Linked DNA regions of Homo sapiens: region 1 is linked to region 2. Evidence: chromatin contacts called from ENCODE Hi-C or POLR2A ChIA-PET data. All regions are on one chromosome and are shown on one strand. The core of a region is the stretch at or near the end of the contact, and the rest is flanking DNA. Distances in the headings are between cores, read along the strand shown.

Region 1 (3,970 bases), core at 209-2,708, 62 kb after region 2:
TGCGGTTGAGAATTACATATAATTCCCATGTTTTGAGGCATATCAGAGTAACATATGCTGAATAAAACCAGACACTCTGATTCACTCTTTTGATGACAGAAAAGGACTGGACACCACTAATCTAATAGAAGCATCTAAATGGTTTTGCAATTAAGTAACACTATGTCCTTGTGAATATCTCTCGGCAATCCACCTGCTTGATCACAGCCAGAGTTCTAATCTATACATGAGTCATTCACTCATTCATCCGGTCCGCAATATTTACTAAGCAACATCGTACCAGGTCCTGTTCTAGGTACTTAGGATCTAGCAATACACAATATAGACAAAATCTCTCAGGGAGCTTCTAGTATTCGGAAAATAAATGTACAGTACATAAAATATGGAAAACAGCTGGGCACAGTGGCATCCACCTGCAGTCCCAGCTATTTGGGTGGCTGAGGCAGGAGGATCACTTAAGCCCAGACATTCAAGTCCAGTGTGGGCAGCACAGTGAGACCCCCATCTCTAAAAAAGAAAAATACTAAAAACACCTAGGAAGAAAAGAAGAAGAAAGAAGTTAGAGTATCCCATGAGTAGGGGGTGGTGTTGTGGTCAGCAAGTCCTCACTGAGACAACTTAAGTCAAGGCTGAAAAGAGAGACGGGAATGAGCTATGCTGATTCCTGGTGCGAAAAGCAATCCAGACAGTTGGACCTCAAGGTCAAAGTCCCTGAGACAGAAAAGAGGTTAGTAGGTTCAAGGAACAGCAATGAGGACAGAGCAGAGAGTGGAGTCAATAAAGAGAGGAGTAGAAGGAGATGATGTCAGAGAATGGAAGGAAACAGTAAGAGAAAGTACAAGGCCAGCAGGCCCTCTAACATTTTAGCTTCAGCTCAGAGAGATAGAAGGTTCTCCACAGAGGAATAACACAGTTGCTTTATGCTTTAGCAGGATAACTGACTGCTGCAGAAAGAATACCAGGAAAACGGCTGGACACCAGAACTTCCTTCAGTACTTGCTACACTGGAAATAGTACAGGTTGGGTCCTACACTGCAACCTAAAAGGATGTGGGATCATGTTGATTAATCTGCCAAAGGATTTGATCTGGTATCTTCCATCAATGGAGCACGTAATTGCTGTTTTCTCATCTTTCTTCTTTTGAAGAAGTATTATCGAAAACAGGATTCAGGGGACAGACAGATCTGATTCCAACTCTCATCTTGCACCACTTATGGGATAGGAAGCATGGTACATATTAGGTTTTCCCCTTAAAATAAACATATGATTAACATACTACCTGTGAAGCACAGGGCCTGGCAGTGTGTGCAAGTGACAAATAAAGAATGGCTATTACCATTGTTGTTATTATAGAAGACTCAAGGCTTTGTCAAACACATGTTATAAAAGGTCAATGAAGACAGTAGCATCTTCCTAATTTACTAATCTCAATTGCCAAACCAGCCACAGGAAGTACCCTCTTCAAATACTGGGGACTTTTTTGAAAGCTAATGCAAGTCTAAATACTCATATTTCATCAGACTATTACTTCATAAGATTTAGTAAGGATGGCAGTAACTCCTAAGATGATCAGAGATGAGTGTCAGCTATGGACTTAGAACTCCATTATTCCTAAAGATAAAACGCTGTTCAATTCAAGCCCCATGCCAGAGATTACATAAGAATTCCTGGATAACTATTTTGTTTATTTTTTAAAAATAAATTCTCTGCTGGCAAAACTTTTTTTTAGTAAAATTATCTTTAGTTCTTATTAGCAACATTCTCTTTACAGAAATGAAGTATGTTTTTTAAAAATCTTGAAAACCAAATGTTTTATTTGACAGACACGTTTTATGATCTTTTCAAAAACCCATTCTCATCCGTCATTTTCTGTTTATAAAAGCAAGTACCTCTGGCTGCCTACCCAACATCCCCTCTCCATTAAACATTTGCCAGCAAAGGCCCAAATCAGTTAGGGCACCCATCCCCTCATGTGCATCAAGGGGTGGTGGCCCTCAGTTCAGACTCGAATGTTGAATCCTGAATTGGACCATTGCTGCAAGTCCAAATTCCCTAGTGACTGAGCTGAGCCTGTGAAGCAGTTCTGACTGTGAGACTCAGGGAAGAACTGATATTGGAGGTGGCCATGTGATATTGGGAGCCTGTTAGAAGGGCTCTGGGGAAGTTTTCCTTGCTCCCAAGAAGAAAACACTGCAAGAGAGAGACCTTTTTGTCTCTAGTCTGGCTGCATATGGCTGTGGAGCTGGAAGCCCTGTGGCGGGCTTGCTAAGGGCCTAAGGCAACAGGATCCCAAAGAGGCTGCAGCCAGGGCCCTGAGCTGACATCTGGAGCCTTCCCTACCACTGGACTGCTCCATACATGAAGGAATGCATTTTCTTCTTGCTGAAACCAATTAGAAGTGGGTGTTTCTGCTACCAGCAGCCTGCTGAAACACCGTTTCATAGATGATTATTAATTTTATTTTAATCTAGTATTACAGCTGAAAGTTTATTTTGATAAATGACATCACATTTGCACAAATGAATAAACAGATGACCTTTCCCCTTTTATTTACTCCTTTTCATCATAAGTGTAATATATACTCCCTTCTGAAAAATCACTTTTAAATTTCATAAATGAACTGACTGAAGTCTGAGATTTCCAAAAACTAGTGTCTTCATTTTTATTAAACTTACATCTACTCTGGTTTGGCAGTTATTTACAAAAGCTAAGGAAAACTCCATGACTACATAAGCCCATAGTATTCTTGATAAGAAGAAGGTTGGAAAGATTTATTGCAACCTCTGAGCTGTGCTTTCATTCTGTAGGTATTCAGTGCCTCATGGAATTGGAGGATTCTTGTTGAAAATTGATCTTTTATTTTATTGTATTTCTTTCTTTAATTTTTTAGAGACATGCTCTCACTCTGTTGCCCAGGCTGGAGTGCAGTGGCACAATAATAGCAACCTTGAACTCCTGGGTTCAATCTTCCTGCCTTAGCCTCCTAAGTAGCTGGGCCACCAAATGAGCATGCCATTATGGCCCATTAATTTTTAAAAATTTTTTTGTAGAGACAAGTCTCACTATGTTGCCTGGAGGAGTCCTGAACTCCTTAGCTCAAGTGATCCTCATGCCTCAGCCTTTTCCAAGTGCTGGGATTACAGGCATGAGCCACAACATCCAACCTCTTTTAAGCCTTTTCCAGAGTTCTTGTCAAAGGCTCCAGGTTTTTCACACTTTACCCTCCATTAGTATCTCAAGAACCCTGTGGGGTGAATATGTGTGCATATTTGAATGCATGTATGTGTATACATGTATATATACAAGCACACATGTATGTGAATCTAATGTTATCAGAGACAATAGCGTAAGTATAAAAGGGTGTTGGAATCGAAAATTTGGCCTAACCATTTCATTAGACTGCTTTCCTACAAAATGCTTTCATGAAAGTAGAGTGTAGTTATGGTAAGCCAATAAATAGCAATTTCTCCCTCTCAGCAAACAAGGAGATGTTTATTTGCCTGCCCTCTCATACACACATGACCTAAGAATGCTTTCCTTGTGTAACTCTGTGTTGACCTTATTTATACATACGAAAGAAAATCTCTACTGGAGTCACTTATCACAATGCCAAATAAAATTCCCTCAAAATGTATTTAATAGAGTCACTTTAACTTCGGATTTCAAGGCAACTTATATACTCCAACTAGAGAAATTGCTTTCAAGTATGCATGACAGAAGGTGCACAAAGTGAAACAATAAACCTTACTGACAAAACTGTTTCTATACCAGTTTGAGCATATTTGCCATTTACAATTGACATATCATTTGTTCACTCAGAGAATCCTTCAAAGCAAAGCAGGTGGGTTTAAAAGGAATTTAGATGTACAGACAGCTCGTGTGGTAACATCGAACTAAACTGATCCAACACTATCAGTTGGCCTTTCCTCTTTATTAGTGACCTTTCAGTGATGTTCTTCACCTTAGCATA
Region 2 (4,332 bases), core at 160-2,659:
CTGCTGCTCTCTCTGGGTCCCAACAACTGCTCCCTTGCCTTGTCCAGCTATTGCTTGGCCCCAGGTTACTGCACCAGCTCTTACAAGTTACTTACACCTGGTCCACTCCTCAATCCCCACACTGGAGTGTGCTGTTCGTTTCCTTCTGGAGCTCTGACTAGCACAAATACCAATCAAATGAAGGACAAGGAATACAAGGGAATGGAGGGCATCCTCTCTTTCTCCTCTGTCCTGTTCTCTATAAATCTTTTATTTATAAAGTGTTTTCTATTCAGTAACTCATTCTCATGACACACTTCTGGAAGCCAATCATGATAAAGAAACAGGTCTGGGCATGATTTTCACAATTATCCTAAATCCATGATAATTCACTTCTATTGCCCACAATTTAAAAATATCTCATCTGGGCTTTGACTACACCCAGTTTTTCTCCCTTTAAGCTAATTTTGAATTTCTGAATGTTATTTCAATTAAAGGGACCCATTTTGAATCTTGCTGCCATCTTCCAATTGACCAGCCCTAAATTCCAGGTAAATTTCACTCAAGAACTTAATGTTCACATTTTCATTTTATTATACAAATGTTGTGAATTCAAAGTGAAGGCAAAGTTTCACGTAAGAAAAATCTGTATGATGCAAATATTGTAGGCAGAATAATAAAAGTAGGAAATTAAGGTATTATTTGGCACTAGAACAGAATTCAGCCAAAAAACCAGAGTCATACATTGGTATCCACAAGGGATTGGTTCCAGGATTTCCCTCTTTGGACACCAAAACCCAAGGATGCTCAAGTACCTGATATAAAATGGTATAATATTTGCATATAACCTATACACATCCCCCAAATACTTTAAAACATCTCTAAATTATAATACCTAATACAATGTAAATGCTATGTAAATAGTTGTCATACTGTATTGTCATTTGTATTATTTTTACTGTTGTATTGTTTTTATGGCTTTTAAAAAATATTTTCTATCCAATGTTGGTTGAATCCATGGATATGGAACCCGCGAATAGGGAAGGCCAAATGCATATGGACTAAAACATCAACAAAGAAAAAAACTCAGCTTCTTTGTTCCATACAGTTCTATGACAGAGACAAATGAATTATTTCTAACAAATGTGTAAGCCAAATTTCATGTGTCATTCTCCTATTTTTATAGAATTATACCATACTCTCTGAGTTTGAAATGGCCATTTTAACAATCTAGTCCTGATTAGTATGAAAAATTTTGGTATAATAAAAAAACAGCTGTTCCCAAATTACATAAAATTATGTTGTTTCCTAAGGCCACATGAAAATGAAAACTGTAAGAGACTTCACAATTCTCTATCTCTGAATGAAAAAAAGCAGACTTTTCTACTAGTAGATTATTTCAAGAATGCAGTGATGACTAATGTCTTTTCACAGCATAGGGCAATGAAAAGCACAAATAACTCTGACCAATCTAAAGAAATATGACTCTGCTTCCAAGACCACTGGTACTATAAAATCTGGTGACAAGCCCTTACATAAAATATCTAGGGGAGGGATAAGGATCTCATTTTTGCTAATTTAAATATATCTCCAATCAAGTCATTTAATAACTTTAACAAGCAAATGAACACACACAAGGGTGTGAGTCCCAGAAAAAACCCTGCTCTTTCAATGGCCTATATAAATATGACTTGAAAATATCCCCATAAAAGTTATTTGTACCTTCAGGCAAGTACTCTGCCTTTTCTTATCTCAGCTCATCTAAATACCCAGAAATGAGATTACCCAGAAATGAGACTATTTAAGAACCATGCTATGAGAAGGCCACTTCATCCAGTGTGCGTAATTGGCTATAAGGAATACTAATTTTTCTTCCCTATTCGCTAGATCAGGATAAAGCACAGAGAGCAATCTCCAGTTCATTCACATCTCCTTCCATCAGAACAAACATCAAACACAAACTCAATATACTATGATACAGTGCATCAATTTGTAAGCTGTTAGAATACATCACATTAGACACACACTCTCACACAATCTGATGCTTCCATTTTAGGCCTTTTCTTCCCCCCAAGATCTTTTCAACACAACAGGATTCCCACATACAAGTTCTGCCAAAAATCTGTATTTACTCTATGTGTCTGATTCACATAAGCCATATATATGTTTACAATGATTATTTTGCCTATTTGCATGATATAGTCTGCAAATAGTAAAATGACCATTTTAAATCCAATCATATGTACCTTCTTAATGGTAATAAATTAGCATTTATTGTTGAAAGCAATCGTGGACTCATTGGTTCCTTCTCTCACTTAAACTGGCTTCTTGGGCTATTATGTTATCAAAAGAGCTGCCAAGGCCAAACCACATATACAGAAGCATTGCTCAATGCTTAAAAAATGTCAGTTATTACTGCCACTGCTCCGAAGGATGGTGGTGCCCATTTCCATACAAGGGCTCTGGAAAACAATCACTGAATACTACCAGGAACTTCAAGGGTCTACATGGTTTATCATCTTTACTCTGAAGAAAAAAAAGGGGGTGGGGGCAGAAAACACACCTTACCAGGGCCTCTCACAGACTGAGGGAAGCCCATACCACTTCTACTTTTTTTTTTCAAGGGTCTCTGTTATGCCAAAACAGTTACCAAAACTGTGGCATTTAAAGTTACACAATGAATATATTTATTTCACACTGCCAGGGCCTTTCATGACTGTATCTGGAGATATTGTCAAACTATCAGAAGTCTAATCTGAAGATCTTAATGAATGGGAAGGCTCAGGACGAATGCCCCCACCCCACTCTCTTAATTGGTCAGCACCCAGATAAACAACAGCCAAGAACAAAACCCAAGACTCATGGAGCTGAATTATAGAGTAACTGTACTTCAGGTCCACTGGTTTAAGCTAGGAGTTTGAAACATGAAATCTCAGCACCACCTCATCTGAACTTGGGCTACTTTCACATACACTTGGATGAAGTAGAACTAGAAATTTTAAGGAGAAATTTTCTACCAATAAGCACATCATCAATCCACACCTGCAAAGAAAAAAGTATTCAATAACACTGAGTCAAAACTCAATCCATGTGTTGTCCACATTCCAGGCTATATCTACTTTAAAATATGTGTATTCTGTTTTCTGCACATTTTCCTCTACTTAGATTAAAATCCTGCATTTGAAACACAGCAGCTCTAAGACCAAAGTTGCCATAACTTCCCGTCTTTTCATGACTGTCTGTTGAGGGCAAGAGTTGAATACAATTAACCATTTGTCCCCAGCATGGTCGTGCAGAAGATCCCAGACAATTTTTAAAATTTAACACAGAACAGAACTGAATTTAGTATAACCAACTACAAGTGGAAACTGGACATGTAATTTAGTGGTAACCAGGACTATTAATAATAACTAATCCAGTTAAGTTGTTTTAAAGGAAAAGACAGGCAAAACACATTGAAAATTCATTCACTGAAAGTATTAGAAGGTCATGTCAGTCCTGGACTTCTCAGTGTGGTAAAATCCTCCCAGAAGAGTCACTTGATCATACAAGGTTATTCAAAGGTACAAGAGCATTTTCTTGGAGTGCCCGTAGTAAACATTTGTGTATTAAAAACTAACATCAGTTGGTTGCAGAACTTCCTGAATATACTAAAAAACATAAATTTGTACACTTTAAAATGGTAAATTTTAGGTCCGGCATGGTGGCTCACACCTGTAATCCCAGCACTTTGGGAGGCCAAGGTGGGCAGATCACTTGAGGTCAGGAGTTCGAGACCAGCCTGGCCAACATGGTGAAACCCCGTCTCTACTAAAAATACAAAAATTAGCTAGACGTAGTGAGGCGCCTATAATCTCAGCTACTCAGGAGGCTGAGGCAGGAGAATCACTTGAACCAGGGAGGCGGACATCACAGTGAGCTGAGATCGCATCATTGCACTTCATCCTGGGCAAGAGTGAGACTCTGTCTCTAAATAAATAAATAAAAATAAAATGGTAAATTATGGTATATAAATATCTCAATTTAAAAATTTTTTTAAACTAGCATCAGTATAATTTGGAGAACAGGAAGTTTATGTGAATTTTCATGCTAAAACTTGTTCAGCAAGTTACTTTGAGCCAATCTGCTCAACTTATTCCTATTCTTTCCCCTAAGAGTACATGTTCACTCTCTCTGCCTCTGGATGTATTTTGGAGAAAAGGTGTGAGAAGCCCTGAACCCATTGATTTCATTAAGGAGGGAACCAACTCATTCAAAGATTCTGCTGGTTGACAGCTAATGAGGGAGAAGGTAAGACTGGAACCTACCAAGGTCTCTTATCTGTCCAGAGCTCCTGATCTTGTGTCCTCATAC

The links. Hi-C counts contacts between places; a loop is a spot of excess contacts on that map. ChIA-PET counts read pairs that join two places held with the same protein, here RNA polymerase II (POLR2A). Pooled maps may share reads with other maps.
Region 1: a map of GM12878 shows a loop between it and region 2 (2.7-fold over the local background). The contact joins two enhancer-like sites. A Hi-C loop is called at or near these places in 4 of 168 maps with a recorded cell type or tissue (GM12878, PC-9, dorsolateral prefrontal cortex and 1 more) and 2 of 50 pooled maps. POLR2A ChIA-PET finds 5 or more read pairs at or near these places in 4 of 52 experiments (CD4-positive, alpha-beta T cell, GM12878, PC-9 and 1 more).

Annotation. Positions count from the first base shown.
Region 1 is chr9:77,987,358-77,991,327 of GRCh38, forward strand. All of the region lies in intron 1 of GNAQ (G protein subunit alpha q), which reads right to left. Among named protein-coding and RNA genes, the nearest start is that of GNAQ, 42 kb to the right of the region's middle. Within about 2 kb of position 1,459, at least 2 of the 41 ENCODE cell types and tissues checked have a DNase peak (open chromatin) inside an H3K27ac peak, as active enhancers do.
Region 2 is chr9:77,925,067-77,929,398 of GRCh38, forward strand. The region is part of intron 1 of GNAQ (G protein subunit alpha q); the gene reads right to left. Among named protein-coding and RNA genes, the nearest start is that of GNAQ, 100 kb to the right of the region's middle. Within about 2 kb of position 1,410, at least 5 of the 41 ENCODE cell types and tissues checked have a DNase peak (open chromatin) inside an H3K27ac peak, as active enhancers do.